Linked DNA regions of Homo sapiens: region 2 is linked to region 1. Evidence: chromatin loops called from intact Hi-C (ENCODE). Cell type or tissue: endothelial cell of umbilical vein. All regions are shown on one strand. Links, peaks and the distances in the headings refer to the core of each region. The heading gives the core; the rest is flanking DNA. Region 1 overlaps DPH6-DT (DPH6 divergent transcript). Region 2 has its middle 40 kb from the start of MIR4510.

The links. Peaks named below come from ENCODE experiments on the same cell type or tissue, not always from the same donor. Only the 100,000 strongest peaks of a DNase experiment are listed, where the experiment ranks them.
Region 2: a loop joins it to region 1, with 4 times the contacts of the local background. A loop is called at or near these places in 1 of 110 quality-filtered maps.

The regions. Positions count from the first base shown.
Region 1 is chr15:35,824,751-35,829,157 of GRCh38, reverse strand. The region is part of intron 2 of DPH6-DT (DPH6 divergent transcript); the gene reads right to left. Among named protein-coding and RNA genes, the nearest start is that of MIR4510, 100 kb to the left of the region's middle. In endothelial cell of umbilical vein, for the core only: no CTCF peak of the experiment used is centred there; a DNase peak (open chromatin) is centred at 1,847; H3K27ac peaks cover 422 bases.
Region 2 is chr15:35,884,221-35,888,627 of GRCh38, reverse strand. No RefSeq gene overlaps it. Among named protein-coding and RNA genes, the nearest start is that of MIR4510, 40 kb to the left of the region's middle. In endothelial cell of umbilical vein, for the core only: no CTCF peak of the experiment used is centred there; a DNase peak (open chromatin) is centred at 1,627.

The DNA.
Region 1 (4,407 bases), core at 93-4,092:
GGGGGAGGGCTCCCATTAATATTGTTCTTCTTTAGCAGAGGTCAACTCTCCTCAGAATCTCCTTCATCGTAGCTTGACCAGGGACGAAATTTATGAATTTTGAAAGTATTGTCAGTCAGCATTGAATGCATTTACCCATTTAAAATGAGTTTTGTTTCTACGCACTTTGCTGTCATCCATGGTAATTGGAAAGTCAGTTTGAGATATCTTCTAATGTGCTTTTTAAAATTGACCAAGGCTGCAGAAGCAGCTTCTTAAACTAAATATAATTAATTTCTAACTGTCCAACCTGATCACTGTAGGCTGACAGTCCCTCAGTATTCCTTATTTTTAATGTCTGTTTTTTTTTTCAATAGAGTACACTGTCCTTTCATCTCCCTCTCTCCTCCTGCAAATTGGCACTTTCTGTCTTCTAGGAGGCTCATTACCATCCAGTGATTTTTCTCCACTTCACAGTAAAAGGCACTAAACTGGGGCATCCACAGGAAAACACACCCACCTAACTATATAGCACATTCTCTTTTCTTTCCCCAAATCTTCCTCCATGTGATCTTTATGGTTTCGATAGCCCTCAAGTGTCAACAGAGACCTGAAACTCTTCAACCGTTGGCTGCCTACCTCATTCACCCTCCATTCCTCCCAGGCAGCAGCCTAAGTAGAATGGAATGTCGAAGCACCTGATTGGCTCAGGGATGGAGCATCCATTCTCCAGGAATGCCCTGTAGATACCAATTGAAACTGCATCATCCATAAAAGTAATCCATAGACCCATTTGCTTTTCATTTTTTGGCTTATGATAGCAATAATGACTATAACACAGGGCCCAGGAATTGATGACCAGCTGGGGTTAATGGCCCTTGGCTGCACTGTGGGCTATCAACTCCCCCAGCTGGTCATTAATCCCCAGGAAATGCCCCATACCTTGATCGTTATTACTTAATTAATGCCTCTTTCATTTTCAGCCTAAGTGGTCAGAGCACAGTAACCCTAACAGCAGCTTGCAGTTGGAACTGTGTATTTCCTCTCAAATACTGGAATTCCCTATGGCTGCATACATATTTTAAATTTTTCCTAGAATAGTTGAGTATGTTTGCCTCGGGCTTTTTTTTTTTTTCCTTATAAAAGGTTGGGGGTTGGTAGTTGTGAGGGTTTATTTTTCAAGTGACAATTTGCTACTTGCATATCAGAACTACAAGGTCAAAAGGAAACGAGAATGTGCTCATCTTGCCTTTTGTTTTTAGGTTGTCTGAATTGCTTTTTCTTCAAGAGATCTAAATGCAGAAATAAACAGGAAAAACGAAGGGGGGGCTCCCCTTCTGCTGTTACTTAGAACGGACTTCACAGTCCTTGAAATGGCATAATAACAGAATTTATTTGGCTGTTGTAAAACTTCAAGTGCTTTCATAACTAGTTAAATAACACCCAGGATAAATATTCTCATAGTATTAGCATTATTATGTATCATATTTTCAGAGATTACTATAAACTATCATCAAAGAATAAGTTACCACTCTGTCAAAGGAGATAGATTTTGTTCAGTTTAGTGGTGACTAGCAAATGTGAGTAAAGGAAAAATATGGGAAGTTTTGTCTTAACACACAATTACTACAAGGAACAAGCCATATGCTGCTTTGGGTCAGTTGGGTTTATACACAAAGAACTGCCTGTTTATGAGCCAGGTATCAACCCCAAGTGATCTTAACTTCTTCTGTCTCAAGGAAATGTCTACATTTTTTCTCAGCAGAAGCATAAAAGAAATGCAATCCTCTCCTCTTTGTATTCTGAGAGGAACTGATGTTATCTGGAGAAATATGTTTCTAAGAGATTAGCAGTGATTCATGACCATCAGAGGCTCAAGCGTGTAGAACAACTTAGAGGAGATCATTTGGGAAGATCCAAACTGTAATGCTTTATCTTAAAGTTTACTTTCAGAATCACACATCTCCAGGATGGATGTTTTAAGTAGGAATGGACTCTCACCAATGGAATCATTGAATCTTAGGGCTGGACAAAGCAGTTTGCAGCAGTCATTTAGCTCCCTGACTTAACTTCATACAGGATTAAGCATACGGATCTAACCCCAGTAGATAAAAATCTATCGTGAATTTAGTTGTATGACCACTTCCCTAAATGTATCCTAAAGATAAGCAGTTGTAACTGATGGATAATTTTTCCATGTAGACAAGCTTGAGTTCATTGTCTCTTCTGTTTTCAGGGCAGATGGAAATTCCTTGCCTAGCCTAGATTTTTATAAAATTGTCCTCTCCTCTAGACTTCTAAAGAAACAAAGTACCAACTTCTTTATCTTTTCTTCTGAAGTCTTTTATAAATTATAGATTCAAGGGAAGGGGTATATGTGCAGGTTTGTTACATGGGTATAATGCATAATGCTAGGGCTTGAGCTTCTAGAGAGCCCATCACCCACATAGTGAACATAGAACTCAGTAGGTAGTTTTCCCACCCTCTTGCCCTCCCCACTTCTGGAGTAGCCCTCCCCTACTGTCTGTTGTCTCCATCTTTATGTCCATGTATAGTCAGTGTTTGGCTCCCGCTTATAAGTAAGAATGTGCAGTATTTGATTTTCTGTTTCTGAGTTATTTCACTTAGGATAATGGCCTCCAGCTGTATCCATGTAGCTGCTAATGACATAATTTCATTCTTTTTATGGACATGTAGTATTCCGTGGTGTATGTAGATACACACACACACACACACACACACACACACCACATTCTCTTTATCCAACCCACTGTTGAGGAACACAGGCTGATTCCATGACTTTGCTATTGTGAACAGTGCTGTGATAAACATGTGAGTATATGAGTACGGGTGTCTTTTTGATAAAATGATTTCTTTTCCTTCGGGTAGATAGATACCAAGTAGTTGGAGTCCTGCATTGAATGGCAGTTCTATTTTTAATTCCTTGAGGAATCTCCATACAGTTTTCCTAAAGTCTTATTTTCCTACAATTTTTCATCTTTGTGTCACTAGTTTCTTACAGTTTCCTAAGATCTGCTTTTGGTTGTGTGTTTGCAGATTGTGTGTAGATCAAGCTTTAGGATCTGAATAATGCAAGATGTTAATTGAGAATTGCCTCATGGCCCATGGTGTCTGTACTGAATCAGAAAATATTAGAGTCTAGGTCCTTCTCTGTTGAAAACCTGTCATATGCTTGAATGGCTCCAAGATGGGTTCCCTGTGTCATTTTTTCCGGCCTCTCTATTCTACAAGCACAAAGAGTGTTTACTGTAACTGCACATTGTACCACACATGGAGCATACAGAGCTTCAAACAAAAAAAGGCGGAGTCTATGCCAGCAAGGAATTCACAAATTAGTTTAGAAGACACACAGATAAACAGACCCGAACAGATAGTTCAGATCAACAGAGCTGTTGCTCTAATAGATAGGAAGTTCAGAGGATCATAGAGAGGCATTGGAGGGGCACCTAGCTCAACTGGGAGATTTAGGAACCATTCCCCAAAGAGGTAATATCAGAACTGAATTGTAAAGAGAGAAAGAGAGTTCATGAAAAGGGAAAAGAAGTGTGTTCCAGGTAGAAGGAGCAGCATTTATAAGGGCACAGAAATATGAAAACAGGTAGTCCTGGAAAATGGTCCACAGGTTGACATTTCTATTGCTTCTATGTCGTCTGCTACTCACTTAAAAAACTTCTAAGTTATTTCTTGCTGAGTCTCCCCAACCCTGATCCTCTTCCTCTCTCTGGATACTATTTTCCACCTGCCACGCTATGCATCCTCCCACTTCTGCAAGTTCCTTGGGCAGGTCTGGTTTCCAGGGCCACCTCTGTACCTATCTGATCAGCATGATAAACTCTGCACTTCTGTTCAGAAACCTCTTCTCCCTCACCCTGGACATGTTAGGCGATGTTAGTTCAACAGTTACACATCCCACACTTGCAGCTTATTGTAAGCTATTTTGTATCGTTGATTTGAGGTCAAATTATTCTGTCCCGTATGCAGTCATACACAAAGGGTACTTTTTAAAAACATCTAATAAACTTTATCTTAGAATAATTTGGAACTACAGAAAAAAGCAAGCATGTTATAGAGCTTCCATATACTTCATACCCAAATTATTATAGAACTTTGGCACAACTAATATGAATAGTAATACATTATTAATAACTAAAGTCTATTCTTCATTTAGACATCCTTGCTTTTTCCAAATGTTCTCTTATGGCTCTAGAATCCCATCCAGGACACCACCTTACATTTAGTTATAAAGCCTTCTTAGGCTCCTCTAGATTGTCACAGTTTCCCCAACTTCTCTTGTGTTTTGATAACCTTGGCATTTTGAGGGGTGCAGGTCAAACATTCTGTACAATGTCCTTTAATTTAGGTTTGTCTGATGTTTTTCTCACAGCTAGACAAGGGTTTGGAGAGATT
Region 2 (4,407 bases), core at 125-4,124, 59 kb before region 1:
CTGGAATCATGCATACCTGTTTTCTAGAGAGACTATCATTATTCCTGAGGCCTCTGTTTATCCCTCAAATTATTCTAATAGCCAGAATTTCACCTAGGAAAGGAGGAGCAAATGCCACATCCAGGCATTTAAGAGAGCAAATACCGCATCCAGGCATTTATTTGGGAAAAGTAAAGCCTTTTCTTTCTGTTTATATCGCCCAGTATAGATCCTTATTACACAAAGTAGAATTGGGGAAATTATCTAAAAATAGAATGCATTTAAATGTCATGCTAATGGCACATGTATACATATGTAACAAACCTGCACGTTGTGCACATGTACCCTAGAACTTAAAGTATAATAAAACTATATAAATAAATAAATAAATAAATGTAATGCTAAGTAATATATAGCTGAGAAACACACGTTCACCCTACATTTCCTTATAATCTAGAATTCAAAATAAAAAAGGAAGTAAATTATAAAGAATTACTATCAATTGAAAGTAAATAAGACATCTTGAATATGGAAGACAATACAAAATTATAATTCAGTTTAAAGAAATTAAAAGATTGGATTCAGTCACATGTAGTAATTAAATCCCTAATGTGAGTATAGGAATATTGGAAGTTGAAATTGTATTGTGTTTTTTGCTGTAACAACAATCAAAATTCTTGTGGCCGTTTTAAGCTCAAATCCCTTTATTTTGGGTAAGGGAGCAATGCTGTTCACAGACCTCTCTAGAAGACATTTTGCTTCTAAATGCAATTTAGAGTGTTCATATAATCTGAGGCAAAGCAGGAAGTTTTTAAAGTCATTTTTGGGTAGGAGAAGAGTTTATTCCCATCTCCTTTTCTATCCATTTTAACCATTTCTAACTCTTAATTATAACCTGCTCTTAGTTATCCCAAAGACTTTTTTTTATATAAAGAGTACCATGTCTAGAATAACTGTTGACTTTCATTCTAATGGAGTTTTCAGCTTCTACTACACTAGCTATAGTTTAGGGAGTTATTTTAGAGGTATTTCTCTTATTATTCTCATATCAAAAAAGTATACTATAGACTTATATTAACGTAAGGATACTATAGATTTACAGCAATAAGCTTTCTTACAGTTTCACTAATTTCTCATGCAGACAGGCCTTTTTTTTTCTTGTTTTGAGATGGAGTCTTGCTCTATTGCCCAGGCTGGAGTGTAGTGGCATGATCTCAGGTCACTGCAACCTCCACCTCCCAGGTTCAAGTGATTCTCCTGCCTCAGCCTCCTGAGTATCTGGAATTACAGGCTTTCACCACCATGCCTGGCTAATTTTTGTATGTTCAGTTGAGATGGGTTTTCACCATGATGGCCAGGCTGGTCTTGAACTTCTTGACCTCAGGTGATCTGCCTGCCTTGGCCTCCAAAAGTGCTGGGATTATAGACGTGAGCCACTGTGCTTGGCCAGGATGACTTTTTTTCTTAATACTATGATTCCCCTATATTCTGGCAAGACCAAACTACACCATTTTAACCCAAAATGTTCTATTTCTCCTAACATTAGGAGATATATGATAGAATTCAATTTACAAACTTGGCTACATACATAACTACAACAAATAATATAATACCAAAAACATCAGTTACAAAAGCATAATATGAGTCATTTCCTGCTGAATGGAAGGTTTGGAAATCTGCCATATAATCTAATTTTTCTTGAACAGATCATCTGGGGGCTATCATCATGATTGTCACTAAATACTTTTACCAGAGACCCAAAGCTTATGCATTTAACAGAATGGTCTCTTCCAGAAGAACTGATTCTGCCTTTTATAAATTTACTTTCCAAAATGGATGAGAGAATAGGCACAAATACCATTTAATTCACAAATTATAATTTTGGGGTTTTTTTTCCAGAGCGTTGCTTTAAAAAATGTTTCTTTTTTTTTCATTTCCCAGTTTATATAATCAATAAGTTCTTTCTCTTTTAAAACAATACAATGTACATTGTTCCCGACTGCACATCATGACCAAAAAGAGAGTGAGATACATATAAAAATTTAGCAAAGCTATAGAAGCCATTGTTCATTTCAGTGATCACTTAATACTGAAGTTTCGTATTGGCTGATAGGCCGCCAAATTCTAGAAATTGTATGCAGGTAATGATGATAATAATGAGAAAGAGGAGAAGAAGGAGAATGAATGCACTTTGTATGAGTAGTTCACATATGTAATCATATTTAATATTTATACAAACTTTTTGAGGCAGATATTTTCTTCTTTTTACAAATGAGGAAACTGAGGCACAGCAAGTAACCTGTGTGAGGTCCCATAGTGAGTAGGTCCCATAGCCAGTCAGTAGCAGAACCAAGATCCTGAATCCTGGACTGTTTAATTCTAGACCTTTCATTCTCAATTTCTGCACTTATAAATTGAAGATATAAGAAATGCGCACATAGAAAAGTTCATGAACATGGCAGTAGAGTACTGTGGATCCATTAAAATACCAACTTCTAGAATAGAGAGATTACCCCAGGTCATGTTTTTTTTATGCCAATTGTGTAATGTGGGTATAACTGTAAAGGTGATTTATGAAAGATGAGAGTACAGTGAGCTGGCACTGTTACAACAGAATGTTTAAAGAAGGTGGAACTTGAGAATGAGCAAAATCTTTATCAGCTGAGATTGGAGTATAGGAGTTGGAGATGGTACACCAGAAATACACTGATTATGCACATGGGTAAAAATTGCACATATATATCTTTGGTGAAGGGATAGCTGTGAAACCATTTCAAATAGCATCCTAATCACTATTACATTATAATTTAATCCCAAATATTGCATGGGACATACTTGTATTAAGAAATATTTTTTATCGGAAATTGAAATTGGGGCATGTGCTACTTTTCTTTGCCAAATCTGGCAATCCTATATACACATTTACCTGATTTTTATTAACATCTAGCTGCTTCAGCCCTGCCCCCCACCCCACCACATACTGGAATATATATTCCATCAGCTCAGGAACCTCATCTATCTATCTTGTTCCCCCACCATATCCTCCATATGTAGAACAGTGCCTGGCCTTGGTATAATAGGTGCTCAATGGATGTTGTGAATGAAAAGGAAAAAGGTTTTGTATTAAGTATTTATTTGTTTAATTAAATTTCACAGTTACCATGTTTGATAGCAGAGGGACAGAAAAAGAAATTTAAGGTTGAATTGGATAATGAAGGATGGGGTGCAGGGAGGCAGTAGGTATGAAAATATAAACCTAGGTAAACTGGAAAGTAGAAAATGTAACAGCATAAACAGAGGGGCTTTTGAGAGATGGGTAAGGAAGAGGGGGCTAAGCCCTTACCTGGGAGGAGTGGGAGGGAAGAAAATAGAGTTTTATTAATGGAGATAGGAAAAAATGAGGGAAACAACACTGTTTTGTTGGTAATTTTAATGAAATAAGTAATGCAAACTCCTTAGAATTTTGGTTAAGGACTATAATTTTTAAAAGATATAGAGAGAGGCCCTTCTAACCTATTATGGATCTTGATGTGCATGAAAAATGACATGAGTAGCAACAGATGTTCTCCTTATAACTTTTTTTCCCCACAATACCAAGATGGATTAGAAATGTGCAAAACAAAAGATTCAAACTCACCCAAATTCTTCTAATTCTCTAACTGCAGTAACAGGGCTGTAACCAATTTTCCTTTTAAGTTTAAAAAGGGGGAAATAATTTTATCCAGATTAGTACTGCCATCTTTCAGCCCATGCAATATAATACTATAGAGTTACTCTTAAACTAAAAAGTCAAATTTAAGTTGCGGACACAATTAGGCTATTTAAACCATGGTTCTGATAGATGTATTTAGAAGTTTCACAACCAAGATAGAATAATGCAAATTTTCCCATATTCATTAATTTGAAAAGTCATATTTATTTAAACTATTGCTCTCGTGGTTTTTTCTTGTACATTTGGCATCTGCCACTCTTCGTCTATGGGAGAATCTAGCATAAGATGGCATCTGATTTAGCACAAAATGGTACATTACATAATTTTAAGCTTTATATGTCAACAATTTATGATGTTCGGTAAATGCCATCATGATTTCCAGATGCTTCACCACCTGAATCAGATTTAAATCATGGCAAAATCTTTGATACAGATGCTTGAGAAATAGAGAGGAGTACATATGTTCAAATATGTCATCTCAGCTCAAGCTCAAAGAATACCTTCTCTCCAGCCAGGCTGCCAGTTTGGAAATGCATTAGTTGTCACTTGTATGAGAGCTAAAAAAAAGTTGATCTCATGGAGGTAGAGAGTGAAGTGATAAGTTACCAGAGGCTGCGAAAGGTGTGTGGGTTGAAGGAGAGATGAAGAGAGGTTGGCCAATGGGTACAAACATACAGTTAAATAAAAGTTATAAGTTCTAATGTTCCATAGCAGAG